Regions from separate parts of the Homo sapiens genome. Here region 2 is linked to region 1. Evidence: chromatin loops called from intact Hi-C (ENCODE). Cell type or tissue: heart right ventricle. All regions are shown on one strand. Links, peaks and the distances in the headings refer to the core of each region. The heading gives the core; the rest is flanking DNA.

Region 1 (16,150 bases), core at 3,335-11,334:
TCCAAATGCTCTCACATTAGGTCGCCTGCCCAGAAGCAAAGCTAGAAAGTTCTGTTTAAATGATAACAATAGCTGCTTCACCCAGGAACTCATAACTAGTGATGCCTTTGATGTACAATTATTTTTTTCTGAGAAGCTCGGAGCCCCACATGCTGTGCACAAATCCATGCATCAGACACCAGCCAGCTCTTGGGTTTCTTAGGAGCCACTTCCCAGGTTATCAGGTGTTGTCAGAGATGTGCAGATGTGTTAGAAGCACCATTGTTGGTCAACTCTGAGGAATTACGGTGAACAGGAAAGGTGCTGGAGGATTGGAGCTGGGCAAACTTACTCAGATCTTTATAAAATGAACAAGACAGATTTTAACATCTACCTTCTGGTGAATATGTCAACCTATAAGAAATGCTACAAAAATTATTAATTTTAAAATATCGAGGTAAAAAGCAGTCTTTACTAGGTGCTATTGGTTGTTTTTTAAAAATGAGCTCTCAGGGATTTCTCTGCAAAGATAACATATTAAAACTGGATTACAGCATCTTCCATTCCCAAAATCGATACCATAACCAGACAATGGATTTATGAGAAAAAAATTTTAGGCCTATTTTACTCATAAATATTGATGCAAAAACACTAAATAAAATATTAGCAATTAAAATACCAACATGCATTAAAAATAATACACTATCTTTTTTTTTTTTTTTGGAATCTTTTTCTGTCACCCAGGCTGGAATGCAGTGGCATGATCTAGGCTCACTGCAACCTCCGCCTCCTGGGTTCCAGCGATTCTCCTGCCTCAGCCTCCTGAGTAGCTGGGACTATAGGCGCACACCACCATGCTGGGCTAATTTTTGTATTATTAGTAGAGACGGGTTTTGCCATGTTGGCCAGGCTGGTCTTGAACTCCTGACCTCAAGTGGTCTGCCTGCCTTGGCCTTCCAAAATGCTGGGATTACAGGCATGAGACCAGCCTGGCCAACATGGTGAAACACCATCTCTACTAATTATACAAAAACTAGCTGGGTGTGGTGGCTCATGCCTGTAATCCCAGCTACTTGGGAGGCTGAGGCAGGAGAATCGCTTGAGCCTGGGAGGCAGAGGTTGCAGTGAGCCAAGATCATGCCATTGCACTCCAGCGTGGGTGACAAGAGCGAGACTCCAAATCAAAAAACAAAAAACAAAAAAAACACCAAACTATATCTATATCTATCTCTTTATATCTATCTGTCTGTCTATCTATCATCTGTCTATCTATCTATCTATCCATCCAGATATGTTTAAGACTGAACAGCGAAAGGTTGCTTAAACAAGAGACAAAAAAATGACAATAATGTAAGAGATAAATACATTTGACTGTAATAAACTTAAGAACATGTGTTCTTCAAAAGCTACCTTAGGGAAAGCAAAAGTAAAGAAACTAATTACAAACTGAGAAGAGATAGTCAACAACAATAGATCAGTGTCAAGAATACATAAAAAAATTCCACAAACCAATAAAAAAATAACAACCCTATGGAAAAATGATCAAAAGACATAAATGGGCCAGGCATGGTGGCTCACGCCTGTAATCCCAGCACTTTGGGAGGCTGAAGCGGGTGGATCACTGGAGGTCAGGAGTTAAAGACCAGCCTGACCAAGATGTGTAACCCTGTCTCTACTACAAATACAAAATTAGCCAGGTGTGGTGGTGCATGCCTGTAATCCCAGCTACTTGGGAGGCTGAGGCAGAAGAATTGCTTGAAATCGGGAGGTGGAGGTTGCAGTGAGCCGAGATCATGCCACTGCACTTTAGCCTGGGCAACGAGAGCAAAACTCTGTCTCAAAAAAAAAAAAAAAAAAAAAAAAGAGAGAGAGAAACATGTATGGCCGATAAACACAAGAGAAGATTTTCAACGTGTTTAATGATCAGAGAAACACATTATAATCTCTAAAATTTGTTTTTACCTCTGTTAATTGGCAATTAAAAATCTGACAACGTGAAGCTTTAACAAGATTATAGAGCCACAGAACCTCTTGGCTGGGTGTGGTGGCTCACATCTGTAATCCCAGCACTTTGGGAGGCCGAGGTGGGAGGATCACGAGGTCAGGAGTTCGAGACCATCCTGGCCAACATGGTAAAACCCTGTCTCTGCTAAAAATACAAAAATTAGCTGGGTGTGGTGGTGTGTGCCTGTAATCCCAGCTACTCGGGAGGCTGAGGCAGGAGAATCGCTTGAACCCGGGAGGCGGAGATTGCAGTGAGCCAAGATGGCACCATTGCCTGGGCGACAGAGTAAGACTCTGTCTAAAAAAAAAAAACTAAAAAAACCCTCTTATACTCATAGGGATGTATGTTTGTGAAACACATTGGAAAATGGCTTGGCCTTCTCCCCTAAAATTGGACATCCACATACCCTATTACCCAGCAATTCCACCATTAGGTTTATATTCAAAAGAAACTCTCATGCACATAAAACAGGAGATTTGAATAAAAACACTCCTAGCAGCATTTTTCACATTAGCAAAACCTGAAAATAACTCAATGTCCATTAATGGAAAAGTGAATGGATAATTGTGGTCTATTTACACAGCGAAATATTATCCAGCAATAAAAATAAATGAACTCAACCATAAACAATAATATGAATAACTTTAACAATAATACTTGCTGGAAAAAAGTAAGTCTGAAAAACTTACATACAATATCATATCCTTTTTTTGGGGTGGGGGGTCTCACTCTGTTGCCCAGGCTGGAGTGCAATGGCATGATCATGGCTCACTGCAGCCTCAACTTTCCTGGGCTCTTGTGGTCCTCTTAACTCAGTCTCCTGAGTAGCTGGGACTACAGGCACTACACCATGTCTGGCATTTGTTTTTTTTTTTGTATTTTTTGTGGAGACGGGATTTTGCCATGTTACCGAGGCTGGTCTAAAACTCCTGGGCTCAAGCCCTCCACCCACCTCAGCCTCCCAAAGTGCTGAGATTACAGGCATGAGCCACCAAGCCTGGCCTCATTTCCTTTTTATAATTTCTAAAGTAACTCAAGTTTTATGAAAACACATCTTTTAGAAGCACACATAGACGCAATAGAACTTATTTTGAAAGGAGGGCACAGAGCTGATGGACAGAGGATTAAGAATGATTATCTTGGTCAGGTGGAGTCAAGAGGATGTGATGGGGCGGGACCATATGTCAAGGTTATTGTCAGGATCCTCGTTTTTGTTTGGATCTGGTGCATTCACAGGTGCTTATATTATTTAAAATAACTAAGTAAAAACAAGCCATTTATAGACCAATAGTGAGGGTGTGTCATAAACCAAGGACAATACTCAGTCCAGTTGTGTGTACTTGAGTTCCAATGGAAAGAACAAAAAGTAGAAATGGAAGCTGGACAAAAGTTAGATGAAATTGTAACATTTTTTTTCAATTGATGTCATTTCAGTTCATTTACCACGTCTGTTATATCTCAAAGCACTCTGCCAATCAGTAACAATGGACTGAAATTCTCCTGGAGGGAGATGTCAATAGTCACTTGGTAGGTTGACTTCTCAAACTTACAGATAGCCAAGCTGGAAGGGAGAATCTTGTGGTAGAAATAGTCTGGGTCAGGTTCTTCGTGCTTGGATGAATTAACTGTGTTGCTTCTACCCATGTGGTCGCTTGCTCAGGATCTAAAGTCCCTAGAGAGAGAGAGCACCCATATGTTCAAGCATGGTGCTCCTTTACTTTGGTACTACAGTGGCTAGAGGAAGAGCCTTGCTGGCAGAGTCTCCAGGAATCACTTCGGCATCTATAGTGAAAGCACAGATGGAGACATTTACTGTATTACCACGACGTCACACCATGGGAAAGGAGAAGAGATGTTAGGTGGCCGAAGCACCTAACATATAATTTAAACATTATAGTATTAGTGGTAATAACAACACCTACCCTTTATGAAGTGCCTACCATGGGTCAGTCTCTTCAAAGACATTACTCTCTATCTTGACTATAAGCAGTAAGAGGACAGGGCTTCTGTCTTGTTCTAGGCATCTGGATCAGAGCCTAGTACATTGCATGCACTTAGTTAATATTTCAGTTGAATGGCCACCCAGCCTCCCAGCAGTGTCGTGAGGCAGGTATTATTCTTGAGAGAGAGGAATAGTAAGCGTGTGCCCTTCCCATGACCATCACTCACCATGCTCCACTGATTCTGCTTCCTCAGTACCTCTCAGGTCTGGTCTCTGCAGCTTCTCCTCATTGCCCCTCCTATCGGGCCCTTCTCATGGTTTGCCTGGAATGTTGCATGATCTCTCGCTCAGCTTCCTGGGCCCTAGCTTCCACATTTACAATCTATTCCTTGCGTTGCCACCGGAGTTTCTTTTTAAAAACGTATGACTTGCTGCTTCTATGGAGTAGGGCAAGTTTCCTAAAAGGGATAGGAAAACATGCGAGGTGGTCCAACACTATGGTTCACGACAGAAGGAAAGAGTTCTGTAGTATCGTGTGCGTGCTGTGTGCATCCTATATGTGTATTCAGGGAGTCGTTATTGGGACCACAATTTAAGAAGGAGGTTAATTAAAACCCTACCATTTATTGATCGCATACTTTGAACCTGATCTTGCCTATACCATTTTATTGAATTCTCACAATAATTTTTTGAGGTAGGCAATTCTGGTTCCACTTTACAGATGAGTACACCAAGGCCCAGAAAGGTTAGGAAGGGACAAGGTCACACAGCTAGTGAATGGTGGTGTTAGAATCTCCCACTCCCATCCCACCCCTGAGCTTTCTGGCCCCCGAGTCTCCTACTTACAAATAACTGCATCTGGAAGAATGTGTTCATGGCACTGGAGGATGCAATAGAGGAAAAGGGCTGACTGGACCCAGAAAAGAAAGACAGGAATAGTTTCAAACAGTGAGTTCCTGGACCCTAGGAGATCCCCCCACCTTCCCTGTGGAGTCAGAGAAGCCGAGGAGACTGCTCCTTCCTTGCATGAGAAGTTGAGGGAATGACTTGTGATCCCCACCTACTTTTTTTTTTGAGACAAGGTCTCAGTCTATCACTCAGGCTGAAATGCAGTGGTGTGATCATAGCTCACTGCAGCCTTGAACTCCCGGGTCCAAGCAATCCTCCCACTTCGTCCTCCTGCGTAGCTGGGACTATAGGTGTGCAGCACCACACCAGGTTAATTTTTAATTTTAGTTTTGTTGAGATGGGGGTCTTACTATGGTGCCCAAACTGGTCTCAAACTCCTAGGCTTAAGCGATCCTCCCTCCTCAGCCTCCCACAATGCTGGGATTCCAGGCATAAGCCACCATTCCAAGCCTGACGTACAGTTTCATAACTCTTTCTTTTCCACCTCCTTCTTTGCCATTTGTTTCTGAGCCACTCAATTCCAGTTAGCACTTCCACTGAGGAAGGGCTGTGAGAAGGGAGAAGCAGTGGCTAGAAAAAACAAATTAAATTAATTAAGGTCAGTTAATGAATTTATCTCTGAGTAGAGGGACAGAGTGACGGAAATGACCATTGCTGGGAGTGGAAGCAGGTGGGTTCCAGTCCCAGCCCTGCTATGGGCTATGTGGTCTTAGGGGTGGCACTCATCCATGCACTTGTCACCTGTGGAATGTGGGGCTCAGGTCAGATACTCGGTCCTTCCCTGAATCTTCAGTGAGTTTGGGAGAAATGAGCATAGATACGTGTTACGGTTTCCCTACAAGAATGTTCATGCAGCTTTACTTCTAAGAGCAAAACATTTGGGGGGAAATAAGGGCTTATGTGTTTTTTTTAGTAAAAATGATTAAAACTTGCCTGTGGCTGGGACTTGGAATGGGGAGCGACTGCAAATGGGCCCAAGGGATCTTTTTGGGGTGATGGAAATGTTCTAAAACTGGATTGTGGTGATGATTGCACAACTCTGTAAATTTATTAAAAACCATTGGATGCTATGTAAATTATATCTCAATAAAGCAGTTAAGATGATTATAAATGCGGGAGAAAAAGATCCCATATCATGGTGGTTGCCTTACAGATACCTCACTTTGTGGAAGGCATTCTGGAGGAGGCGATGATGAGCAAACTACACTCCTGTGTTTCTACAGAGCTGTTAAATTAGCCCAGTGTGGAGAGGGGCATGAATACAAATTGCTCTATCGCATGAAAGCATGTGGTTAAATGGTACCAAAGAAAGAAAAATCAGAATCAGGAGGAGGAATTTAGGAGAGCTTGATGAGATCCAAACGAAGATGAAAATCGAGGCAGAATCTGTGAGTGGCTAAAGACAGAAAAAGGAAGGCTGTGCGGCCCATGAGCAGTTCCACTGAACATTGGAAAAGGGCGGTGGGGGGACCAGATACTGCACCCAGGCACCTAGTGACCAGTTGGTCCAGGATGGGCCCAGAGTGGCTGTGGAGAGAGGAGTCTGCTGGCAACCACAGTCATTCAGCCATGTAGTTGTGGTGTGTGCCTGCAAGGCTGGGCTTTGGAACTGGGGAGGACATGGCTATCAGCTAGGAAGTGGCAAAACCAGAATCTGGGATCCAGAAGAATAACTCTGGTGCTTGGCCCTCAACCACAAAGCCACACTGGCCCTCAACAACAATGCCACATTGCCTGCCTTACTGAAAAGGAGACTGAAGCTCAGAGGGGCTGAGTGAGTTGCTCAAGGTCACACAGCAGGAAGTAGTAGGGCTGAGAATTAAATTCAGGTCTCCTGGTGCCAAAGCTGAAGCAGATCCCACCAGTCTTGCCTCTCCACTGCTAAGGAGGACACAAGGACACAGCTAGTCCTGCTTTCATCCTCCTGGGACTCTGCCTGCCTGGGGAGGGGCCGAGGTACAGAGGGAGGGCTGGGTTGAGGCTATTCTTTCAGCTGCAGTCATGTGGTTGGGGAGAGCCATATTGAGAAGGACTCAACATAGCTCTCTATAAAGAGGAGCCTTGGAGCTCCCCTAAGTTCTCCTTTTGGGGTGCTTGTCATTTGTCCTGGCAGGAAATGGCTTGACTAGATGCCTGCTCAGCATCTGAAAAGGCTGACAGCTGTGCACAAGGAGACAGCACTTTGCCATGTTCACCCAAGGAGAAGGGAAGGGCAAAGTCTTTCAACTCAACCCCTTCACAGTGTGCCTTTCTGCCTTACGATTTGCTTTAAGAGCTCTCATTATTTTATTTAATGCAATAACACACACTGAATTCTTACTAGAACCAGCATTCAATCACGGCTCAATGTCCAAATTTATCCCTGAGCTGGCAAGACTCCCAAGCCAGGTGTACGTGCGTCCCATGCAATGCTTGACTCTCTCTGGAGTGATCTTGAGAGGTAAGCCAGGGACAGTGCGGGAGGAAGGAAGGGGACACAGTGTGTCCTGGGTATTATCATCTGCTGCATTATGAGGAGACCTGGACTGAGAGAAGGGAATCCATTCCTCAGAGGCTGGAACGTGGCTTACCTTCTTTCCACTCCTGCCGTAACCACTTCAGTCCCAGGACAGCAGTGTCTGCAGGAACCGCTGTCCTACCACAGGGGGAGTCCCTGTGCCTCTGTAATTCCTGTGACTCCTGCCTTGGCTCCTGGTCTGCTGTCCATTCCCAGGGCACATGCTGGACCCTGTGTTTGTTCCCAGAGCAGCTCCTCTTCTGAAATCTTCACTTCCAATGCTTCACTTTCTGACCACAGTCCCACAATATGCCTTCATAGCTGAGCCCTGCTGGAGAAAAATCAAGTGGCCTGTAGATTGGCCTGGGGCCCAGCCTCAGCGGGGCATTTGGTGTCACTCAGCAACCACTTGACCTGGTCCTCTGAATGATTCCCCTTAATAACCGTCCACACCGTCACCATTTTCTTCAAGCTCTTCGCCCCAATGTTGCCCCCTCTGTCACCTACTTTAGTGAGCAAATTGCTGTGCGTTGGGTGCCCCATGTACTTGCCACATGGGTTTATAATGATTTATTTATGTATTTGTTTCCCCAACTCGACTGCATCCTTCTTTGGGTCAGGATCTGTCTCCTATTCATCTTCCTTTCCCTGTTGCCTGATCCAGCACCTGCAACCTCCTGTGGCTTAATCACTGTTGCCAAGTGAATAAGAATAGATCAAGGGGTCAAGGCAAAGGCTCATAGCGGAGGCTGGCTCAGGGAGATGACCCACACACTTGTTCCTGTGAGCTAGGAGGAGCTCAAAGGGCCTCCAGGGACCTCTATGCTGCTCAGCTGGCATTGAAATAAGAGAAGACCAGTAACTGCTCTCTGCATTCTAAAATCCTATGTTGGGAGATGAAACGCAAAATCTGAGGTCATTCAGTCCTTTACAGTGCGGTTTCCATGGCAACTGTGGCCAAGGCCTGGGTAGGGGCAGCTGTGCCTCCTGAGGCCAGGCCCAAGTCCCACCTGTGTGTAGAAGAAGGGCACCCTCGTCCTTTCTGCATCGGGCAGGTGTACATGGGTTTCCAAGTCTTTTCTCTCCCGATTCACACACCCCGAGCAGCAGTGGAGCCATGAACTTCCTGCAGAGTTGAGAGCTTGGGAAAGCGGGGCAGGACAGACTAACCCTGAAGGACTGAGCTGCACCCACACACCCTGGACTCCTCAGCCCACCCACAGGTGCCACCATCCAAAGTCACTTGACCTGGGTGGACTGGGAATAATTCCGCCTCTTTCTTCTGGGAGTGGGGGTTTGAGGGAGTTGTGTGAAGACAATTTTTGTGTGTTTCTCACCACTCTCCTGCCCCTCTGCGATATCACTGGGCTTTATGACCAAGAACTTGCTCTTCTGGGTCTCAGTTTCCTCATCTGCACAATGAAAGGGCCACACTCAATGTTAGCAGGTCCTGGCCAGGTGTGGTGGCTCACGCCTGTAATCCTAGCACTTTGGGAGGCTGAAGGGGGCAGATCACCTGAAGTCAGGAGTTCGAGAGCAGCCTGGCCAACATGGTGAAACCCTGTCTCTACTAAAAATACAAAAATTAGCTGGGTGTGGTGGCATGCACCTGTAGTCCCAGGTACTTGGGAGGTTGAGGCAGGAGAATCGCTTGAACCCGGGAGGAGGAGGTTGCAGTGAGCCGAGATCGTGCCACCACACTGCAGCCTGGGCAACAGAGCGAGACCCTGTCTCAAAAAAAAAAAAAAAAAAAAAAGAAAGGGAAAGAAAAAAGGAAAACAAAAATAGCAGGTCTTAAATACACTGCGTTTCTGTGTCTGCCAGCTCCTACCACCTTCTCTTCATACCCCCTCTTCACTTCCCTCTCTCCTCCTCTGTCTCTCCACCCCCTTCCTCCTCATCTCCCTCCTCATCCTCCTCCATATCTCCTCCCCATCCTCCTTACTTGTCTTCACCTGGTTCCTGGTGACCCAGACCCCGTCGCTCTGCCTGATGGCCTCTTGGTTTCTCTGGAGCAAGGTCCTGGGAGCCTCCTTGACTTTCTCCTGGGCCTTTGAACCCTGCCCTAGTCCATCCCTGAATAGAGATGGGAGTAGGGAGAGAAAGTGGCAGACCAGGCTGCTATGTGGCATGCTTGCCCCCACATTATGGAGCGGAGATCTCTGGGTCTGTTCTCCAGGTGCTCCCTGCACCCAGCCCAGCTCAGCCATGCCTCTTTCTCTTGCCTTCTGGGACTCATCTACTAGGCCTTTTCCTTATCATTTCCATAACAAGCTCTTTGCCTCTGCTTCCTCCTCAAGCTAACTTTCCTTCTCCCACCTTTCTGTCCTGGCTCTCCCTCCCAGCAGTCTAGCTCCACCTTTCACTCCTTAAGACTGCGATTTGGTGGACAACCCACAACTGCCCTGAACTGAGTCCTTTGAAGGAGATTTGAAGTCTACAAACTGCCAAACTCAATCACTTGACTCAGTTCTCATCCTTCCCATGGGGGTGGCATCTTGTTTTCATCACGGAACACTGTGTCACATAGTTCACTGAATGCTGGGAAAGTGCCCAAATGCTTTGTGGGGCCAGGCACGGTGGCTCACATCTGTCATCCCAGCACTTTGGGAGGCCAAGGCAGGTAGATCACCTGATGTCAGGGGTTTGAGACCAGCCTGGCCAACATGGTGAAACACTATTTCTACTAAAAATACAAAAATTAGCTGGGCGTGATGGTTCATGTCTATAATCCCAGCTACTTGGGAGGCTGAGGCAGGAGAATTGCTTGGACCTGGGTGGCGGAGGTTGCAGTGAGCTGAGATCATGCCACTGCACTCCAGCCTGGGTGACAGAGCTAGACTCTGTCTCAAAAAAAAAAAAAAATGATTTCTGGGATATTCTTGTTGCTATTCCATCCCAGGCTCATCCCATTCTTTTCTGCCTGTGGTTTTCACCAGGGCATTTTCTCTGGAGAACCGTGTCCTAGGAAACCCTGCTGGCTCAAGCCCACGTAGACCCTCCCGTGGACCACCAAGGCTCAGAGCAAGGACTTCTCATTCCCTTGTGCATCATTAAAAAGCACTGCTTTTCCTGCTACAGTCATTACAGGCTGAACTCTTCTAATTTTTTTTTAACATCTTGAGATATATTTACATGGGCCAGAGTAGTTTCTTTTTGTCTTTATCTCTTGCTTGATCTTTTACTTCTATATATGTTAGTTATCAAAACAATGAATTAATTCATTAGTATGAATTGATAGCCTCAACTGATAGCCAGTTAGGTTCTTTTAAAAAAAGTATCATTATAGACTCATGGATTTATATATATTTGACCTATTTCAATACACTGCTGTTACTGTCCTTATTGGTACTCACATTTTCACATCTCTGGCCAGCGGGAGCCTCTTCACCCTGGCTCCTGAGACCATTTTACGACTCTATCAAATCAAATTTGTCTTTGACTGTTTCCTCTCTATCTTCTGTGACAAGCTGCTCCAGGCTATATGATTTTCAGGGGCTCTGCTGCCAGTGATGGTTGGATGGTTGGATGACGAGTATTTTTTAAAGTTCCTTACATTATCCCTTTCCCCAGGGCAGGGAGAAAGTGTGGAAAGGTGGGAGGCAAATCTCTTCTGTGTTTCAGGCTTACCCAGGAGGATTGAGCTGGATTCCTTTCGACTGGGGAAAATGACAAGGCTCCCACCCAAAAGGGGGGCAAAGAGGGGTTTCCCCAGCAAAGGTGAAGGGTTAGGTTTGGGAGTTTCCAAGGGTGGCAGGGAACAAGCCATGTTTCCTTGTGGAATCTGGGAGCCGCCAGACCTCTGCTGGGGTGGCCTGCGGATGCAGGAGGAGGCTACTCTCAGCGAGCTGTGGACCTGGGCTCCTCAAGGGGATCCCTATTCTCACGGTTATCTGGGCTGCCCGTGGACCATCCCAGTCTTGGCAACAGGCAACTTAGAAACAATTCCATGATGGAAGGCTGGAGGCCTTTCCTGGTTTTCTACAAGTTCAGCTCTCTAATCTTGCACAGCCCTTGGGAGAGGGAAGCTGACTTTGATATCACGCTGGAAAATGGGACCCAGAGAAGGTTTAATTTAGTTTAAGCGAAGTCATGAGGCAGTTCTCATATCCAAGGACAGTTGTCTGTGGCCATGTCCCCAATTTTGAGACACACCCTTTAACTTAGGACATTTTGTTCCCTAGTCCTAGGTCTCTGGGGAACAGGAGGCTGTCCTTTCTCCAGATGTGGAGGATAGGGAGAGAAGAATCTGCTGTTTAAAGCCCTTCATAAATGCTAGCAATTATGATTTCCCTCTATGCCCCATTGCCCAAGAACTCCAGGCTCACCTCTGCTTCCCTTTCTTGTCCCACTCACCACCCCCTCCTCTGTCACACAGTTTATTGAGCTCCATCCACTCGGAACCATTTGCAGACTGAGGAATATGTCATGTGCTCTCTTACCTCTGGGCCTTGGCACATGCAGGTATATCAGTTAGGATTAGGTTCAGCTGCAAATTACAACAACAACAAAACAAACAAGTAGTTTAAATCTGACATTTATTTATTTGGCATGTGAAAGAAGCCAGAAGGGTGGCTCTCCAGGGCTGATATAGCAGCTTCACAGTTGTCAGGATGCAAGCTCTTCTTAACTTTCTGCTCTACCATACTTTATAGTTGGTTTCTATCTCAAGTTTGCTTTATGACACAAAATAGCTGCTGGCACTCCAGCCATCAAGTCCACATTCCAGGCAGAAAAATAGAGGAACTTGGTTGTGTCTCCTAGTTGAGTCAGAACTCCTTCCAAGAAACCCTGTAAACTTGTATTTATATCCCATTATTCATTGCTAGCTACAAGGGAGTCTGGGAAATGTAGCCCTTTAGCTAGAAATATTGCCTAGCAGGATAAAATGATGTTCTAATCATCAGGAAAAAGAGATAGATAGATATTGGGTAGAAGCTAGTAATCTCTGCAATCAATGAATGTCCCTTCTCTTTGTTCAACTTGCTCTATTGACCCTTTTGCTCTCAGCCTAGATAGAGCTTCTTTTAGGAGACAGGCCTCTTGTAGGTACTTTCCTTGTCCCAGACTTCCTCCTTATCACACTGTATTGCTCCTGCTGCTCCACCTGTCAGTCTCCTCCCTTGAACATGAGTGCCTGGAAGGCAGGGACTGTAGGTGCTCAATAAAGGCTTATGGAGTGAATGCTGGGAGAAGGCTGGGGCAGCCTCATCCAGGAGCATGTCACACTATTTCTCCCTGTGCAGAATGCTATTATAAACTCCAATTGATCTTGCTATGTTTTCATTTCTATGTCATTACCACAAATATGTACCCAAACCTTGTTTTTGAAAGAAAAAACATCTCTTCCCCAAACCACCTGGGATGGCCCATGATTTGTACCTTCACAGCTTTGGAGAATGGAATATAAAAAACAGCATAGCGTCCAAACGGATCTGGACGTGGTCTGTAGGGCAATAAAATAAAAAGTAATTTATAAGTGGCAAGAAATTTGAACTGAAGCATAATTTTATTTTGTGAGGAAAGCCAAGCTGTTCCATATAATTTGTCATTCAAACGGGGCTCTCTGACTTGCTCAAGCCAAAGGCTCCTAACTCCTTCCCATCTCCGACTGACTCCTTCTGATTTAATTCTAAGTGGCCGAGCTCCCGGTATCTCCAGTAAAGATGTTTGCTATCTCTTGGCTTAGGCAGGTTGTCTATACTCTTTGTAAATGGCTGATCTGAGATGAAAAATTTTGGCCGTATTATCCTAGAAATGTGCTCCTAGAAAAACTCTATCAGTAGTTTTCAATTCTCTATCACTGTTTACCAACCCATTCCAAAATTTAGTTGCTTAAAACAACAATTTATTATTTCTCAAGATCCTGTGGTTTGGCTGAGCTTAGCAGCGCAGCCCTTCTGTTCCTTGTGTATTGCTTAGGTCACTCCTGTGGTTGCCTTCAGCTGGGAGCTTGCCTGTGATTGGAACATCCAAAATGGCCTCTCCTCATACCCCATTTTCCATGGTGTGATTATTCCACATTGCATGCCGGTATCAAAACATCTCATGTACCCCATAGATATACACACCTACTATGTACCCACAAACATTAAACATAAAAAAATAAGGAAAAAATGGACTACCCTTTTCCAGGGCCTCTCTCCACATGGCCTTGCACCATTCAGTAGCCAAACTTGAGCTTCCTTCAGCAATGGCAGCTGGCTTCCAAGGAGGAACTTCCTAAGGGGGCAAGCCCAAATTTGCAAGTGCTTCCAAGGCTTCATGCCTGCTAATATCCCATTGGCCAAAGCAAGTCATGAGGATGATCCAAGAGTCAATGAGAGAGGGGAATACACAGTCCACAAATACTAAGTGACATGTTTCCTTGACCACCAATATAATAATCTACACAAGTGCCCTCTAAGGAGAATGGAACAGGAGAGGAGAAGACTAGCCTGGGGTGAGCTGCATTCCTTTTAGTATAAGTTCCACGACTTCATGACTTATTCTTTGAGCTCCAGAGGCAGAGCCAGTGGATGAGGGCTGCAAGGTAGCAGGTTTGGATTTTAATAGGAGCTGCCTAACAGTGAGACACCTGCTTTGTGAGACAGTGAGCCACCCATTGTGGGGAGTATTCAGAGAGAATCTAGATTGCCTCTTGGTGGGAATGTGTAAGGAATTCTTGCCCGAGCTAAGAGCTGGACTAAATAATGGATAAGCTTTCTTTTAACTCGGAGTCTATTTAAAGCTCTCCTAGGCAGGCCAAGAACATTTGTCTCACAGATAACAAATTCATGTCAAGCCACTTGCAAGGTGGGGCGAAGAACGTAGTCCTCCAGGTGGAGAAGATCCCAGCTGTGGAAGGGACTCTGTCTGCGGATTGGGAACATTCTTTGTGCTCTCGTTGATTGACAGCTGCACTGGGGTTGAGAGGGCGGGACTTCCTGGCCCAACCAGCCGTGAGGGAAACAAACAGGAAAAGGTGACTGGGTCCTGGTCAGCACCGTCCAAACACGCTTCCCACAAGTACTTCAGCTCCACACAGCCCTTCAGGGGCTGCCAGGGAAAGAGGAGGCAGGGGCGGGGGAGGGTAAGGGAGGCTGTCTGGGGAGAAGCCACTGACCTTGCACTCCATCAGAGCAGCTCCACTTTCGTTCTTGCAGACTGAGTTTTCTTGTGAGATTTTTGTTTAAGGAAAAGCTTCCAGGGCTAAAATTGAAAGCTTTAAAACTACTCAGAGCGATTTTATCCATGAGAGACATTAAGTCAGCCGAAGTGCCCTGCTGCAGGGGGGACCCTGCGTAGCGGTGGAGGACGGGGGTAGGGAGGCAGCCCTCCAGGCCTTTGTTATTGAGGGAGGGCAGTGGAGGTGCTCAGGGTGGGGCAGGGCTGGGGCCGGGGCCAGAGTCAGCTCCTGCACCGAGGTGCGGTCTCAGGGTACAGTTTCAGGGGGCTTGGCCCTTCTTACCTGGGGGTGGCCCCAGTCTATCTAAAGGCACTAAGACACCCACAGATGACAGAGCCAGAGCCAGGGACGCTGGGACGACCACTCCTGGGGGCACTGCGGGAATGTGAGGGCACCAGTCCAGCTCCAGGTCTGACTGGAAGATCTAGAGCTCCCCTAGATTTGGAGCTCGCCCTACACTCCCGGCAGCACCCTCTCTGGACAAGCCTGGGAGCCCGGATCCTTTTGCTCCAGAGCGCCTGGCACGTCCTCAGGGTGAGGCATCCTGGTGGTGTGCTGAAGGAGGATACCCTCCCATCTCAGCTTCAGGCAAGCATTCTTAGGGCTTCAGGTCCAAAACACGACCCCTTTCCACCTCCAGACAAAAACAGAGTGGGGCCAGCAAGGTGGTCAGGATGGAATCTTTTGGACAAAACCAGTGCCTCCTGGAGTGAGAAGCAGACCAGTGTACCATAACTGGAGCCTGTCTTCGGCACCTCCCACCTCCTGTTCCAGGACACCCTCCCCTCAACACGTATATTAGTCTTCTATTGCTTTGTAAGAGATTGCCACAAGTTTAGCAACTTGAAAAGACACCCATTATTCTATGGCAGTTTTTGGGTCAAGAGACTGTACGGCTTCACTGCATCCCTTGCTCAGAGTCCCCTGGGCTGTATTCCCCTCTGGAGGCTCACCTGGGGAAGAATCCACTCCCAGATTCACTCAGACTGTTGGCAGCATTCACTTCCTTGCAACTGTACCAAGGGATGGGGTCGGGGAGTGTCCCCCTGTTTACTGGCTTTGACTGGAGGCTTGCCCTCAGGTCCTAGGCTGCCAGCTTCCTGCCACAAAGGCCTGGCCACTGATTTCTTCTGCCCTCAGGAGATGAGGCAGTATGGTATTTTTGTACTTAAACATAGAAAAGGTACAGTAAAAATATGGTATTATAATATCACTGACAGTCTCTGCCCTCAGGAGGCCCTTCTCTTTAAGGGCTGCCTGCCTGATTAAGTCGGGCGCACCCAGGACAATCTCCCTTTAGATGAACTCAAAATCAACCAATCTGGGACCTCAATTACCTCTGAAAGTCCCTTCATTTTTCCCATAGTCCATTGGCTAGAAGCAAGTCTCAGGTCCCACCTAAGCTCAAGGGGAGGGGGATATACAGGGTGTGAACAGCCAGGGGACGGGAATCCTGGGGGGCGTCTCCCACACTCCTCTTTTGGAGACCTCAGGACCCAGTACCCTAATCCCTTCCTTCACTTGTGAGGACCCACACCCTGCGACCCCTGCCACCTGCCCCTACCATGCACAGCTCTTCCAGTCCAGACCTGCTCATAGCAACTCAGTTTTCTGTCCTATCCTAACACAAATTTTCTCCCAGCTGTCAGA
Region 2 (16,150 bases), core at 2,626-10,625, 48 kb before region 1:
ACCAAGAACCCACCAATTTCGGATACATAACCTCAGACCAATATCAAATTAATACCCTATCCAAGCATCCCTTCCTTAACACTAACCCTACCGCAATCTCATACCAACCCTAAACTCTTCTTCTTTTTTTTTTTTTTTGACGGGAGTTTTGCTCCTGTTGCCAAGGCTGGAGTGCAATGGTGTGATCTCAGCTCACCACAACTTCCACCTCCTGGGTTCAGGTGATGCTTCTGTCTCAGCCTCCTGAATAGCTGGGATTACAGGCATGCGCCACCATGCCTGGCTAATTTTGTATTTTTAGTAGAGATGGGATTTCTCCATGTTGGTCAGGCTGGTCTCGAACTCCCAACTTCAGGTGAGTCACCTGCCTCAGCCTCCCAAAGTGCTGGGCTTATAGGCATGAGCCACTGTGCCCAGCACACCAACCCTAATCTTAACCTGATGTTCATGCTGCCCCTGGGCCTGTAAAGATAACATCCGTGATGTGGTTTTGCGCACTCCTCCCCATTGTGCCAAGGCGAGGATCCTTCAATCCAATTGGTATCCTAACCTTAACCCTAACCATAACCCTAACCCCAACACTAACCCTAACATTAACTGTAACTGACTCCAATCCTAATCCTCACCCAGACTGTAGCCCAAATGCTGACCTTAACCTTGATACCAACCCGAACGTCTTAACTCCCCTTCAATACTAACCCCATCTCTAACCTCAATTTTAACCTTCTTATCCTTTTTTGAATCTTAACTCTAATTTCATTGCTAACTGTAACCCCTTCCCTAAATTTAACCCTAAATGCAATCACAACTCCAAATTCAGCCCAAATTCCAACACTGATCCTAATCTCCAAAAAGAGCCCATTCTCCCTCCCAAGTCAACTTTACCTCCGCAGATGGGGTGTCTAAAAGGGCCCAGCTGGGTAGTGGAGAGAGCATAGACCTTGGGCCTCATCCAGCCACCCTGCCTCGGCTCACTGGGGTTAACAACATTGGACATGCAGGAATCATATTGGAATGTTATCATCTCAGACTCGAGTCTGAGGCGTGAATTCTGGTGGGAATTGCTCTGTAAGATGGCAAAACCATGGAATGCCATTTCACCAATTTGGCCTTTCCATTGAGTTTAAATATAATTGCAGCAAATTGTGCTGATTTGTATTTCACAGGCTTGGATTTAGTGGCTTTTGAATTCATCATCTAAATGTGTGTAAATTATCCACTCTGGCCCAGAATCCAGCAATTTTTATAAGAGGACTGTAATTTTTGTAGGAGGGCTTTACGCCACCTCCTACTAGCACTGACTAGCTGGGCATGGGGCCAGCTGAAGATTCAAAGGAAGCATGAAAGAGCATTAGCGAAATTCATAGGAACAAGGAACACTTTTTAGAGAGCAGAAGAAAAGCAGTAGATGTTCTTGATTCTATACAATGCAACAAATGTTGCCGTGTGAGGCACTGGGATTGGCACTGCAGGAAATCAAACACAGGAAAGATTGTTATTAGGCATGGGGCGTGGGGAATGTGGGGAGGGGAAGCAAGACCCGCACAAACCATGTCTCACTCCCTCAGTTCTCTGCCTCAATGTTACAGTACAAGAAAGGCCATCTTGTGCACTTGATAAAAAATGACCACCGTGCTGCCTGAGTCATGGTCCCACAGGAAACAGAAAGTACGTTCCATAGGGATTTTGAAGAGCATTCAGGAAAAGGTGGAAGCAGGAAAAGGGAACTAACTAGGGACACTGAGGCTCCCAGGGACCAGCGTCATTGAGAAGCCATTCCCAATCCTGGGCTGGAGGGGTAGGAGAAGGGAATGGTGTATGTGCATCTAGTTGCAAGTGGATGATGGAAGAGGCTCTTCTGGATAGAGCTGTAATCCTCGAGGGATGCAGCCCTGCCTGAACTGAGGGTGGGAGGAAGTAAGGAAGACGCTCCTGGATCTCCCTCCCCTCTCACCAGTGGTGTATTGGAACTGGCCCATACCGGTTTATGAGGACTGATTGTATGCAGTGCATTCTAACTCCAGTGTCAAGATGGCAGTTTGGAATCTCTCATGGTGGGAGTATTTGCACCACAGAAATGGGCAAATACTACAAATCAGGACATATTTTTCCCTGGAGAGCTGGCTGATAAACATTGACTAGCGCACCACTGCCTCCAATTCACTCATCTCCTCGTCCTGCCTCTCATTGGCTGAATCCAACAAGAAGTCAGAGGGCAGGGGAGCTTGAGGGAAAGTCATTATGGGTCAGCACTTGGGGTCACAGAGCTCTGAGGGAGGAGAATGGATGGGAAGGAGGGGCAGCATGTGGAGAAAAACCAACACACCCCATTGACACTTTTTTATTTTCTTGCTCTGCTTTAATTTTTTTTTAGGAACTTATCACCTCCCGCCATATTGCAGAGTTAATTGTTTACCATCTGTCTTCCTCACTAGAGTGGAAGCTCCATGAGAGAAGGGATTTGTTTTCTTCTCTAAGGTGTCTCTGGCACTTGGAGCAGTGTCTGACAGCTAGCAGATGCTCAGTAACCTGTTGAATGGAAAACTACAAGGCAGAATTTGTTGAATGGCTTAAGCAAAATTGGAAGTGCTGGGTTATGTGGGGGAGAGATTCCCTGCAGTGTGGAGTGTGAGGTTCCCGTGGAACACCTAGAGAGAAATGTCTAGCAGACAGTTGGAAATGCAGAGATTGGGGCTGAAGATGCAAGCTTGAGCAGCTGATCGTGGAGGACGCCAGTCCTCCTAGATGAAGGGACTGTTGGAAGAGGAGACAAATGACAAGGATAGAGACTTCAAGAATTCCTATACCTAGGAGGGAGCAGGAGGAGAAGACCCAAGGCAGCAGACAGAGAAAAAGGAGAATGAGGATGAGATGCAGAAGTTAAGGAAGGAACATCTCAGGGAGAGGAGGTGAGTGATGCCAATGGGAATTGGCATTTAGTCAACACTCGGCTGTTTGTGCTGAATGAGGTTGAAATGAAGCTTGAGAAATGGCCACTAGACTGTACAATGACTTGTGGCTCACACCAGGGTCATTTCAGATGAGCTTGGGTGTGTTCACGGTGGTATGGCTGTAGACAGGGTCATTTCAATCAAGTGGGTTCAGAAGCACGAGTCGAGTGAGCTGAGGAGTGAATGGACTGCTTGCAAAAACATGATGCTGAGTGTGAGGAGCAGACAAGAAAGATCACATATTGTATGATTTTATTTACATGAAATTTCCAGAATACGCAAATCTAAAGAGACAGGAAGTAGAGGAGTGGTTGCCCAGAGCTGGGAGCGTGGGGTGGGAGGAAATGGGGAGTGACTGCTAATGGGCAAAGGGTTTCTTGTTGGGGTGATGAAAATGTTCTAAAATTGATTGCGGGATGGTTGTACAACTCGGTGAATATACTAAAAACCATCAAATTGTACACTTTAAATGGGTGAATTGCATGGTATATTAACCTCAATAAAGCTTTTATTTAAAAATTAATTATGAAGTACTTTGTATATATGAATATATACCCTGTATTTAGTCTTCTCTGAGCTACCATTGACTGTCAGAAGCATCATTATTTTATGTACCACAAAAAGAGATAACACTCTACCAAATAAACTAAGGCTATTTTTTTCTTATCATGTTGATGTGAGATGCATCCCAATTTCAGAGAGGTTAAATTTTAAAAATGTGTGCCTTAGAATCAATGAAATAAGGTGCATAGCATGTATGTGTGGTTGTGGAGGAGAAGGTGGGGTTGGATATAGGCAGTGAACTAAACAAATATCAAAGAATGAGCACCCAGGACACCAATAGAATGTGCAGCAGTACAGCTGTAGCCCTTTATGTGTCCTTCCCAGTTCTGTCCCTCCCCTCTGGTGGCCACCATTCTTGATTTTGTTTCCTTAAATGTGGCATAAGTATACATAAGAGAAAATTTGCCATTTTAACCATTTTTAATTGTATAGCTCAGTGGCATTAAGTCTATTCATATCGTTGTACAAGCATCACTCTCATCCATTTCCAGAACTTTTTTACCTTCCCAAACCAAAACTCTGGACCCATTAAATAGTAACTTCCCCTTCCTCCGGCCCCTGACAACCACCATTCTACTTTCTTTCTCTGATATGGTTTGAATGTTTTGTCCCCTCCAAATCTCATTTTGAAATGTGACCTCCAATGTTGGAGGTGGGGCCTGGTGGGGAGTGTTTTGGTCATGGAGGTGAATCCCTCATGAATAGCTTAGTGCTGTCCTATGAGTTCATGTGAGATCCAGTTGTTTAAAGAGGCTGGTACCTCCTTGCCCTCTGTCTTGCTCCTTCTCTGTTGCTGGTTCTCACTGTGTCATATGCAGGCTCCTCTTTTGCCTTCTACCATGATTGTAAGTTTTCTGAGGTCTCACCAGAAGCAGATGCCAGCATCATACTGCTTGTACAGCCTGCAGAACTGTGAGCCAAATAAACCTCTTTTCTTTATAAATTACCAAGTTTCAGGTATTTTTTAATAGCAACACGAAGTAATACAGTTTCTATGAATTTGACTATTCTAGATACCTCAGATAAGTGGAGTCATATAACACCTGTATTTGTCCTTCTGTGTCTGCCTTACTTCACTTAGTGTAATGTCTTCACCACGGTTTATCCATGTCGCAGTATGTGACAGAATGTCCTCCCTTTTTAAGGCTGAATAATATTCCATTGTATGTATAGACCACATTTTGTTTATCCATTCATATGGCGATGGACATCTGGGTTGCTTCTACCTTTTGCCTGCTATGACATTGGTGTAAAGCCAGGCATGGTGGCTCATGCCTGTAATCCCTGCACTTTGGGAGGCCAAGGTGGGTGGACCATTTGAGGTCAGGAGTTTGAAACCAGCTTGGCCAAGATGGTGGAACCCCATCTCTACTAAAAATACAAAAGTTAGCCAGATGTGATAATCCCAGCAGGCACCTGTAATTCCAGCTACTTGGGAGGCTAAGGCAGGAGGATTGCTTGAACCCAGGAGGCAGAGGTTGCAGTGAGCTGAGATCATGCCACTGCACTCTAGCCTGGGTGACAGAGCGAGACTCCATCTAAAAAAAAAAACAACAACAACCAAACAACAACAACAAACAAACAAAAAAAGACATTGGTATACAAATAACTGTTTAAGTTCCTGCTTTCAATTTTTAAAAATTATTGTTTTTTACAGAGACAGGGTATTGCCATGTTGACCAGGCTGGTCTCAAACTCCTGGTCTCCAGTGACCCTCCCACCTCAGCTTCCCAAAGACTACAGGTGTACACCACCATGCCAGGCTTCAAGTTTTTGTGTGTATATATTCAGAAGTGGAATTGCTGGAGCAAATGTAATTCTACGTTTAATATTTTAAGGAACTGCCATTCAGTTTTCCATATGGCTGCACTATCTTGCATTCCCACCAGCAATGCACGAGCGTTCCAATTCCTCCACATTCTCACCAACACTTTTATTTTCAATGAGTGTTCTTTAAAATACTACTCATCCTAATGGGTGTGACTGCCATCTTGATTTTGAATATACAGTTCCTTTGTTTTTCTTCATGGTTTTACTAAACGTATGTACCTCTAAATAATACATTGTTTAATTTCACAAGGTTTTGAACTTTATTCCAAGAAATCAATTCAACAAATATTCACAGAGCGTCTGCTGGGTGAAGGCAATGACAATGAATAGGATGGGTGAGCAAGGCCCTGCCCCATGGGGCTGGTGGCCTGGTGAGGACAGTGCTGTTCCTATAGGGAATTACAAGAAGGATGCAGTTCCAAAGGGGGTTTGCAGGAGAGAGTTGCTGGGGGTTTAACTTAGTTCATGGGGTCAGATAGGGCTTTGGAAGGAGTCACGTTAAGTTTGATGATAAATAATAGGAACTGAATAGAGAACAGCTGTGTGGAGGGGAGGCCGGATCAAGAGGTTTTTGTTTTTGGAAGAGGAAATCTGCCCACAAGAACAAGAGAAGGGGAGCGTGAACAAGCCCTTGTGTTGCCCAGGCCCAGAGGCGACAGGCAGGTGGAATGTAAGTCACTGACCACATGGCCGGCCGCCACCTTTCTGCAGGGCTCTTAGAGGGATTGGAGAGGTCGCCTCCCAGAGACACTGATTCTAAGGCCTCAAGGGACAAGCTCCCTGTGCTCATTCACCCCATAGCCTCACTCCCACAGGCCTATGCAGGAACATGGAAAAGCCAGATTCTGAATGAAGCAACTCTGTTCAAGTGGGCTGAGGGGCTGGGAGGAGGGAAGGGGAAGTGGGGTGCTGACAGCAGCAGAGTCTCTCACAACCACCCAAAGCACAATTGAGAACTGCTCCACCACCCCCTGCAATCTGCCACGGCGGTCACCTTCTGCCTGGTTCTATTGATAGGCCCAGGGCATGTGTTCTACTTCAGGATAAAAACAAATTGGAGATCATTAAAACATCCTCTGTGTGCTGTGAATGGGGAGCTGTGGGGTAGGAAGGGCTCATGCCTTGGGGTTCCTGCCCTTTTCCTTTAACCTTTTCTCTTCTATGACCAATGTGCTGGGAATCCCACAGGGAGTCCAAGGTTCAGGCCCTTTTCCACTGTGCTCCAGAGCCTGTGGGGTGGAGCTGGAAGGGAAGGGAAGGTCAAAGGTGTCTCGGTGTTGAGGAACCCAGGACACCTGGAATGGCCAGGACTTCTAAGGGAAAGCCGCACACCGCAGCATCACTTGGTGGAGCTGATTTTGCAGCCAGACTTAAGTTCAAATCCTAGCTCTTCCACCTCTCAACTGTGTGACCTCTGGAAAGTTACTTAACTTCTCTGAGTCTTTCTTGCCTCAACTATAAAGTGGAGATCACAGTCCTCTGCAGATCAATTTGAAAATGAAAAGAGGTAATATATGTAAAGTTGTTGGTATAGTGCCTGGCATGTAGGTTAGCACTTAATAAAAAATATTTATGTTCATATAATGGGATACCACTCAATAATAAGAAGGACTGAATTGCTGATACATGCAGCAATGTCGATGAATCTCAAAATAATTATGATGAGTGAAAGAAGCCAGACCAAGAAAGAATACAAACTGCCTGATTCCATTCATATGAAACTCTAGAAAATGCAAACAGCTCTAGTGACAGAAGGCAGATCAGTGGTTACCCGAGGATGGGAACACAGGCCTGGGGAGGATTACAAAGGGTCCTTGGGAAGCTCTTGGGGGTGACGGCTATGTTCATTATCTCGATTGTATTGATGGTTTCATGGTGCGTACATGTGTCAAAACTTATAAAATAGAAGACCTTAAATATGTGTGGTTTATTGTATGCAAATAATATCTCAATAAAAATTTTAAAATCAACTAAAATGTAATGATGAGGGTGATGATCTTATTGAGTTGTCCTTCCCCACCCCCACCCTCTCCACCCTCCGTACCCAGAGGATCACCATTCTCAAAAATCACAGAACTTCTCCTGAGTGGAGGGGCTGACATAGAAACATCAGCAGAACTCCTCCAGATTCCTAGCAGGGAAGAGATTTGGAGAGAAAGAGCCCCAGGGAAAGTTCTATGGGTTTCTGGGATGTGACCCCCTTTCACTGAGAACTACAGGCAGGAGGAGCCATGAGCAGGGGCTCCTGCACCTCTTGGGAGCTCACCCATCAGTTTATGGGCAAGAGGCTGTTGGGGGGATGCAAGTGGGGCACTTCTACCCTTTAACTCGGGGTCATGGACCCACAGATGACAGCTCTGGAAGCTCCCTGGGCCCCTTTAGAGCTGTGCTTCTCTTCTGTTGTTTGTGCTCTACATATTTGTTAGATAATAGTGGCCCACTATGGCCATGGTTCTAAGTCTGGGGCTGAACCTCAGAAAGTGGAGGATCATTGGTTCTCATCAGAAAAGGTGTGAAGTGGAAGGACGTGATTCAATTCAAGTGCCACACCCCCAACCTTTTTTTGAGAGTGTCTCACTCTGTTGCCCAGGCTAGCATGCAGTGGCATGATCATAGCTCACTGCATCCTCTATCTCCCCGACTTACATGATCCTCCCCGCTCAGCCTCCAGAGTAGCTGGGACTACAGGTGTACACCATGATGCCTGGCTAATTTTTTTGATTTTTAGTAGAGATGGGGTCTCCCTATGTTGCCCAGGCTGATCTTGAACTCCTGAGCTCAAGTAATCCTCTTGCCTCAGCCTCCCAAAGTGCTGGAATTATAGGCATGAGCCAACGTGCCCAACCAAGCCCATTTTTGCTCAGGGGAGACAGAGCCCCAAGGAAGCCAGGAGACTCTAAGTCTCATGGCCATCTCCTCCTGCTCCTCCCCTGTGTAGAGGCTGAGCTGCCCAATGTCAGGCACTGTGCTTGGACACTGGCTTCTCCCTGGCAGACATCTGCGTGGAGCTCCTCTCTCCCGGCTGCCTAGCTCGTGCTTGCCACTCTCCTTGCCAGGCTGGAAGGGCAGCCAGCCCATTGTCAGGTTCAAGGACTCAGGGACGCAATATCCCTGGGGTGCTTCCTGAGCCTGTGTGTGTTCAGAAGGGGTGGTGGGACACAAGGAGACCTGGAAGACTCTGCCATGGCCAAGTTCCTAATCCCTGCAGGTGGCGGGATCCTGGTCTTAGAACTATGCCAGGCCCCAGGCAGAGGGTGCAGACTGGTGAGAGGCCCGCAGGCTGATACAGACTGATTGGGTCTGGTCCACACATGTGTTTGTTTTTGTTCTAATTGCTTTAGCTGCTGCATTAATCAGGGTTCACCAGAGAAACAGAAGCACTGGAATAGGTAGATGGATGGATGAGAGAGGATTTGCTAGGTGAATTGACTCCTGCAATGGTGGAGGCTGAGTGCCACGCACCATAGGCCATCTGCAAGCTGGAGAATCAGAGAAGCTGGGAGTATGGCTCAATCCAAGTCAGAAGGCCCCAGAACCAAAGAAGCCAATGGTGTCACTCTCAGCCCAAGGCTGAAGGCCTGAGAGACCCTGGAAAGCTGCTGGGGTAAGTCCCAGAGTTCAGAGGCCAAGGACTGGGAGTTCTGATGTCCAAAGGCAGGAGGAAAAAGGCACGCCACTCTGGAAGAGAGAGAGAGCATTCACCCTTCTTCTGCCTTTTTGTTTCTTCCAGGTCCCCTGCTGATTGGGTGATGGCCACCCACGTTGAGGGAGGATCTTCCCTCTCAGTCCACCCACTCACACGCCAGTCTCCTCTGGAAGCACCCTTGCAGATACACCCAGAAACAGTGCTTCACCAGCCATCCAGGCATCCCTCAATCCAGGCAAGTTAACACCTAAAATTAACCATCACAGTTACTAATATGGGAAAATTGGAGGACTACTAATAAAACTCAGATTCTCAGCTTCTTTTGATGATTGGAAGATCTGACATCACTGTGCCCAGCTAGCTGAATGATAATAGTTGTCTGGGACAGAGTAACAGCTGCCCTGCTAATAGTAAGAATAATAAGGATGACAAGAGCTAACACAGAGCTCAGACAATGTGCCAGGCACGCTTCCCATGCAATTCACTTACCATGGCCTCCTAGGGCCCACTTCCCCTATTTAGGTCTCAGCCTGAGCCTGTAGGAGGCTCCAGGTGTTAACCCTTGCTCCAGAGGAGGAGGGAAACCCTGGAAGGGGAAGCCCTGGGCCCCAGTCAGCCTCCAGGCTGCTGCCCTGGGCTGAAAGAGCAGATCTTCTTAACGCTGTGCCAGCCACTTTTCAGATTCATTTTAATCTTCTCACTTCTGCCACTTGGCAGCTGCCATCATACTTTACTCCCTGCCTGCTACCACTGCTTCTTGTCACTTCCAAACACCATCAGCCTTTTGATCTGGCTTTCAGGAGGGCAGAGGAGCTCCTTGATTGGGGCCAGACCCATTCACCACATGTGACGGCTTAGGCAGGACTTCGGGAGTGAGCTTGCTGGACTCATGTTGGTTTATTACTTAGGGACCTTGGGAGGCAAATCCTTGATGAAATCTCATGCGGGGATGTAGCCTTGATTTTAGCAAGGCATTTGATGAAATGTCTCAAGTCCTACAGCCAAGCTGAATAAATGTGAGCCAGCTGGTAGCAGGATTTAAGTGGATTTTTAACTAGTAGAAAAACTGCACCCAGACAGATGAGATGATTGGATGCATGTCAGTGTGGCTCACTGGAAAGAAAACAGAAAATATGTTTGCCACGTGTTTAGAGGACAAGCCTTGAAACACCGAGGTGGAGAGTCTCCATCCAGAGACAGCAAAACCCCTTTGAAATACCAGCTCTGCCACACACTGGCTGTGTGGTTGCGGGCAGACTTCCTCTGCCTCCCGGGGGTTGGTTTCCTCATCTATTCAATAAGGATAATAGCAATACGATCTCCAAGGGGTGCTGTGAGGATTAAATGGTTTAATGCCCAGGGGACCTTCAGAAAGTGTCACTGTGGTAGTGATCACGTTCACAATGACAGGTTGCTATGGAGAAACTGAGACAGAGAACTAGGCTCTGAGTCCTAATTTTTCCCCCAGTTAAGTTAGGTAGATATGTGCCTACCTCACTGTTGCAAACACTAAACTCTGTTGTCCACCTGGGACAAAGGTAAATGGGAAGGATACTCACAGGTCTTAGCCCCTGTTGGGCACACAGGGACATGACTGAAGCCCAGATGTCACTGGGTGAGAGGGAGAAAACAGATTGTAACTAAGAATAAAATGGAAGCTAGGAGAAAGGGGACAGAGAAAGATGAGTGAGAGCAAGGGAGAGAGACACAGAGGGGCCCCCTAACTTTGTCCGCTCATGGGGGAAGGTCTTACGGTTTGACAAACGATGACCTTGAGAGGGCTTGGCAGTGTCTCAGAAGGGATTGATGAGGTTCTACTTTTTTTTTTTTTACTTTTTAATTTTATTATTATTTTTTGAGATAGAGTCTTGCTCTGTCACCCAGGCTGGAGTGCAGTGGCATGAACATGGCCCACTGCAGCCTGGGACTCCCGCTTTCAAGTAATTCTCCCACCTCAGCCTCCTGAGTAGCTAGGACCACAGACACGCACCACTGCTAATTTTTTGTATTTTTAGTAGAGGCAGGGTTTCACTATGTCCAGGCTGGTCTCAAACTCCTGGCCTCAAGCGATCCACCTACCTCAGCCTCCCAAAGTTCTAGGATTATAGGCATGAGCCACCGCACCTGGCCCTGATGAGGTTCTAGGAGGGGTGGGTGACTGTGATAAGGTGGGTGCACAGCTGCCAGGGCTGCCTCTCACTCGGATCCACTGGAAAGTAGGACTTGAACACCGGATGAATTCCCAAATCCCCAAACTTGGAGGGTGCCTCTGCTGCTGAGCTGCCTGTTTTCTGAGGGGGCCAGCAGCCCATTTCTCTGCTGAGTGTCTGGGAGAACTGTGCTCATGTTTGAACTCATACATGAAGAAGGACAGGTGGACTATTTTGCCTGAAAAGAGAAGTGTTCTTTTTCTCAGAAGCCCCAACCTTCAAGCACCTGGCACATAGTAGACGCTGGTTAAATGTTGAGCAAAGGAAAGAATGAAGCCTAGAATGGAAGTAGGGGTGGCAGCTCAAAAGGGACTTGAAAGCCTGTTCTGATGGTGGTGAGGACAAGCGGGGTTCTCACGCAGCCAGCATCATCCCCTGCAGAGATCACAAAACCCTTTTTTATAGCTATCAAACTATGATGTTCACATGTTTTTTTTTTAAAATCACAGGGTCCTGAAAGGCTTAAAACGAAAGCAGTAGATCCTTGCACTTTCCTGTCCTACTTCCCAGAGATGACACTATTATGACTCCCCTCAAACATATTTATTGCTGCGTCATTTGTAACAGAAGAGGGTTGAAATGAACTAGATGTCCACAAAAAGGTCAATGAATGCTATGCAGCAGCAGAAAAACAATAAAGAATCTATGTACCGATGGAAAGTGATCTCACTATATATTACCTGCAAAAAGCAAGATGCAGACGAGTTTGCAAAGTGTGCTACCAGTCATGGGAAAAAGGGGGAGAAAGATATGTGTGTTGCCATTTGTATAGAGCACTCATGGGAGGCCCAGGCGGCAATGTCACACTTGAGCAACGAGCTGAAAGAGTGCAGAGTGACTCATGTCTATGGGCGTATGCATTATATACATTAAATCATTTTGTTAGATTATGAAAGAAACCCATCATATCTGTTGCCTCCCAGGCGAGAGAACTGGCTAGGAAACAAGGGTAGGAGGGACTCATTATACTCTTCTATGTATTTCGGATTACTTAATTATAAAAAATAAAAAGGTTAATAATCTCATTGTGGCCAATAGATTTTAGGGTGGCCCCAAAGATCCCCCTATCCTGGTGTTTACACTCCTTGGGTGAGGTCAGGATTTATATGGTAAAGGTGATGGAATAGTACTTCCCTGATGTTTTACACAACTCCATCTTAGCAGAAGCAGACTGGAGGCTCCCTGGGGTGAGGGCAGGAGGCAGCATGACAAAGTCAGTAGCCATGTTGGAGAAGCAAGGAACTGGGGGTGGCCTTCAGGGACTTTGGGTGGCCCGTAGGCCTGAGGGAGGCCTCTAGCCCACCGCCAGGAAAAAGCAGGTACCCTCAGTCAAGCAACTACTAAAAAATGAATTTTCAGCTGGACATGGTGGCACACACCTGTAGTCCCAGCTACTCGGGAGGCTGAGACAGGAGGATTGCTTGAGCCCAGGAGTTTGAATTCAGCTTGTGCATCATTGTGAGACACCATCTCTAAAAAATATTAGGTTGGTGCAAAAGTAATCGCATTTTTTGCCGTTATTATTTAATATTCAAAAAAAGAATTCTGCCAACAATCTGCTGAGCTTGGAATACGATTCTTCCTCAGCTGAGCTCCAGATCAGAAAGTGGCCAGGCTGATGCCTTGATTTCAGCTGGGGGAGGACCTGCGGAGGACCTCACTTGAGCTGTGCCCAGACTCCTGACCCACAGAAACTGTGAGACGCTAATTATGTGCTGTAAGTTGCTAAGTTTGTGGTGATTTGTTATGTAGTAATAGAAAACAGATACCCTCTTTGAGCTGTTTCTTCTGGTATTTACCTCTGTATTTCTAAATAATGTGTTTATATTGCTTTTCTTGATTTATCACGTTTAGAAATTATCTACTGCTGTCCTGTTATGGCAGAGAAGGGTGTGTTCTCTTCCCATCCCATTCCCTCTGCTACTGAGCAAAAGAGGCTAGCTGCCCGAGGTGCTAGAAACCAATGCTATGACACCAGGTTTTTTTTGTTTGTTTGTTTTGTTTTGTTTTGTTGTTTGAGATGGAGTCTCACTCTGTCACCCAGGCTGGAGTGCAGTGGCACGATCTTGGCTCACCACAACCTCCGCCACCTGGGTTCAAGCGATTCTCCTGCCTCAGCCTCCCAAGTAGCTGGGATTACAGGTGCCTGCCACCGGGCCCAGCTAAGTTTTGAGGTTTTAGTAGAGACGGGGTTTCACCATCTTGGCCAGGCTGGTCTTGAACTTGTGACCTCATGATCCACCCGCCTTGGCCTCCCAAAGTGCTGGGATTACAGGCGTGAGCCACTGCGCCCGGCCGACACCAGGTTTTTAAGAAAAGCTTCTTACAGCAAGTTGACTAACAAGGAGACAGGAGTCCAGCTCAAATCTGTCTCCCTATGCTGGCTCTAAGGCAGGAATTTTATTCAAAAAGGTGTATGGGTGGGTTCTGGGATTAGCAGTGATTTGATGGAAGGAAAGGGGAGGTCTAGAAAGGCATGCACGCTTTAGATAAGCCATCTCCCCTTTCCTCCATTCCACCAATCCCTACCTATGCAAGGAAGGGGGAGGTCCTTGGGTGTGCACAGTTATCTCTTCCTGCTACTTCGTGGATTGCATGTGTGAATTTGGGGAGCGTTGCTATGAAACATAGTGAATGTTCAGGCTGTGACATCAGCAAGCTCATTCTGTGCAAACTCCAGTTGGCCGTATTAGTGCCCATCAATTTCAGCCAGTTTTTTTTTTTTTTTCTTTTTTTTGAGATGGAGTCTCGCTCTGTCACCCAGGCTGGAGTGCAGTGGTGTGATCTCGGCTCACTGCAACCTCCACCTTCTGGGTTCACGCCATTCTCCTGCCTCAGCCTCCCGAGTAGCTGGGACTACAGGCGCCCACCACCACTCCTGGGTAATTTTTTATATTTTTAGTAGAGACGGGGTTTCACTGTGTTAGCCAGGATGGTCTTGATCTCCTGACCTCGTGATCCACCCGCCTCGGCCTCCCAAAGTGCTGGGATTACAGGCATGAGCCACTGCGCCCAGCCAATTTCAGCCAGTTTTTTTAATCTCACAAGTAGGGGGAGTTTCAGCGTCTCAGCAAGTTGTTTCTTTTTCTTACCTGCCATCCTGCAAACTCAAGAATTTCTGCTGGTCATTGGTTTCCTTAACTCTTTGGGCCTGGTTTCACCTCCTCCTACGCTCCCAGGATAGTGACTTTAATATCTTAATTAAATCAGTAGTCAGTGTTTAACTATTACAACAGTGTACATATTGTTTATGACAGAGCAATTCCTGTGCAGTGATTATATTTCCTTTCTTCCTTTGTTTGTCCTAGGATTAAGAATGGCCTCATCTAAAAGTTTATTTAGTGTTCTCTGAACCTTGCCTTATCTTTTCCCCAGTTGCTCCTGTAGCTTGGGCAAATGCCTGATGATCTTGTTTCTGCATGGCAAGACCTGTCGCTTCATGTACTGATCCCATATTCCCCCTGTGATCTTCCTCCTGCCCCAAACTGAGCAGCTTGCATTTGAGTTCTGAGCACAGCTGTCATCCGAGGTCTTGAATTCAATGCTCTGCTGAATCCCACCTCCTGTTTCCTGAGCCCCATCTCTTCTTTCTTGGTTTACAGCCTAGTTTTAGTGGTGTACAATCTCCAGCAGTTTCTTAAGACAGAGTGCATGGGAGGCTGGTCGATTTGTTGTGAGTCCCTGCACATCTGAAAAACATCTTTATTCTATCCTTGCACTTACTGATAGTGGCTGAATGTAGAATCTCAGGTTGAAAATAACGTTCCCTCCCTTTAGAATGTTGAAGGCATTGTTCCCTAGACTCCTGGCTTCTAGAAAAGCCAATGCCATTCTGATTCCTGGTTTTCTTCTTGTGCCCTATTTCAGCTCCCCAGAAGCTTTTTGGATCTTTTCTTCATCCTTGGTGTTCTGAAATTTCAAAATTGGTGTAGGTCTTTTTAAAATTTGTAGTGATGGGCCCAATTTCCAATCTGGAAATTCATTTCTGTTCTAGGACTATTTTATATACATATTTAAAAATTATTTCCTCCTGTGATGGCTAATTTTAGGTGTCAACTTGACTGGATTATGGAATACCTAGAAGTCTGGTAAGGTATTATTTTGGGGTGTGTCTGTGAGGGTGCTTCCAGAGATTAGCTTGGGAGTCTGAGTGGACGAAGTGGGAGATCTGCCCTTGATGTGGGTAGGCACCACTCAGTCTGCTGTGGGTCAGAGAGAACAAAAACAGACAGAAGGTGAGTGTGTGGAGCTGCCTTCTGGAGCTGGGATGCACTCTTCCTCTTCTGTCCTTGGACAACACTTCCAGGCTCCCTGGCCTTTGGACTCCAGGACTTAAACCAGCACCTCCACTCCCCCACCTCACCCTGGTTCTCAGGCCTTTGGCCTCAGGCTGAGAGTTGCACCATCAGCCTCCCTGGTTCTGAGGCCTTTGGACTTGGACTGAACCACGATACCAACATCCCAGGGTCTCCAGCTTGCGGATGGCCTGAGTGGGATTTCTCAGCCTCTGTAACTGCATGAGCCAATCCCTCTAATAAATCCCCTCTCCTGTCTCTCTCTCTCTCTCTCTCTTTATCCTATTGGGTATCTCTGGAGAATCCTAACTAATATACCTCTCATCTGTTTTCTTTTTCCTCCTTGTCTTTTAGTTCTCTTTTCTGGCAGATTTCCTTTTATTGAATGTTTATTTCAATGGTTATGATTTTTTAAATGTCCAAGAGTTCTTTCTTGTTCTCAGATTATTTCCTTTTCTGTAAAGGGCAAAGCTTTCTTTTATTTCTCTGAACAGTTCTCACTAGAGTTCCTTTTGAAATTTTCTTCTGGTCCTTGCACTGCTTCTGACATCCTTTGACACTCACCCCACTCCTGGCTTTGTTTGGATCTTTTTCATGTTGGAGTCCTTCCTCAAATATTTGTTGATCCTTGACTGTTCATATTTCAGAGAGGCC

What was found. Peaks named below come from ENCODE experiments on the same cell type or tissue, not always from the same donor. Only the 100,000 strongest peaks of a DNase experiment are listed, where the experiment ranks them.
Region 2: a loop joins it to region 1, with 5 times the contacts of the local background. A loop is called at or near these places in 3 of 110 quality-filtered maps.

The regions. Positions count from the first base shown.
Region 1 is chr1:226,512,708-226,528,857 of GRCh38, forward strand. LOC105373115 (a long non-coding RNA gene) reads right to left here and starts at 8,093. Exons shown (of 3, transcript XR_949221.2): 1 at 7,406-8,093; 2 at 4,154-4,384; 3 at 3,437-3,766. RefSeq lists enhancers at 7,554-8,248, 8,249-8,941. In heart right ventricle, for the core only: a CTCF peak has its summit at 7,481; no DNase peak of the experiment used is centred there; H3K27ac peaks cover 742 bases; H3K27me3 peaks cover 659 bases.
Region 2 is chr1:226,465,107-226,481,256 of GRCh38, forward strand. No RefSeq gene overlaps it. Among named protein-coding and RNA genes, the nearest start is that of PARP1, 65 kb to the left of the region's middle. In heart right ventricle, for the core only: no CTCF peak of the experiment used is centred there; no DNase peak of the experiment used is centred there.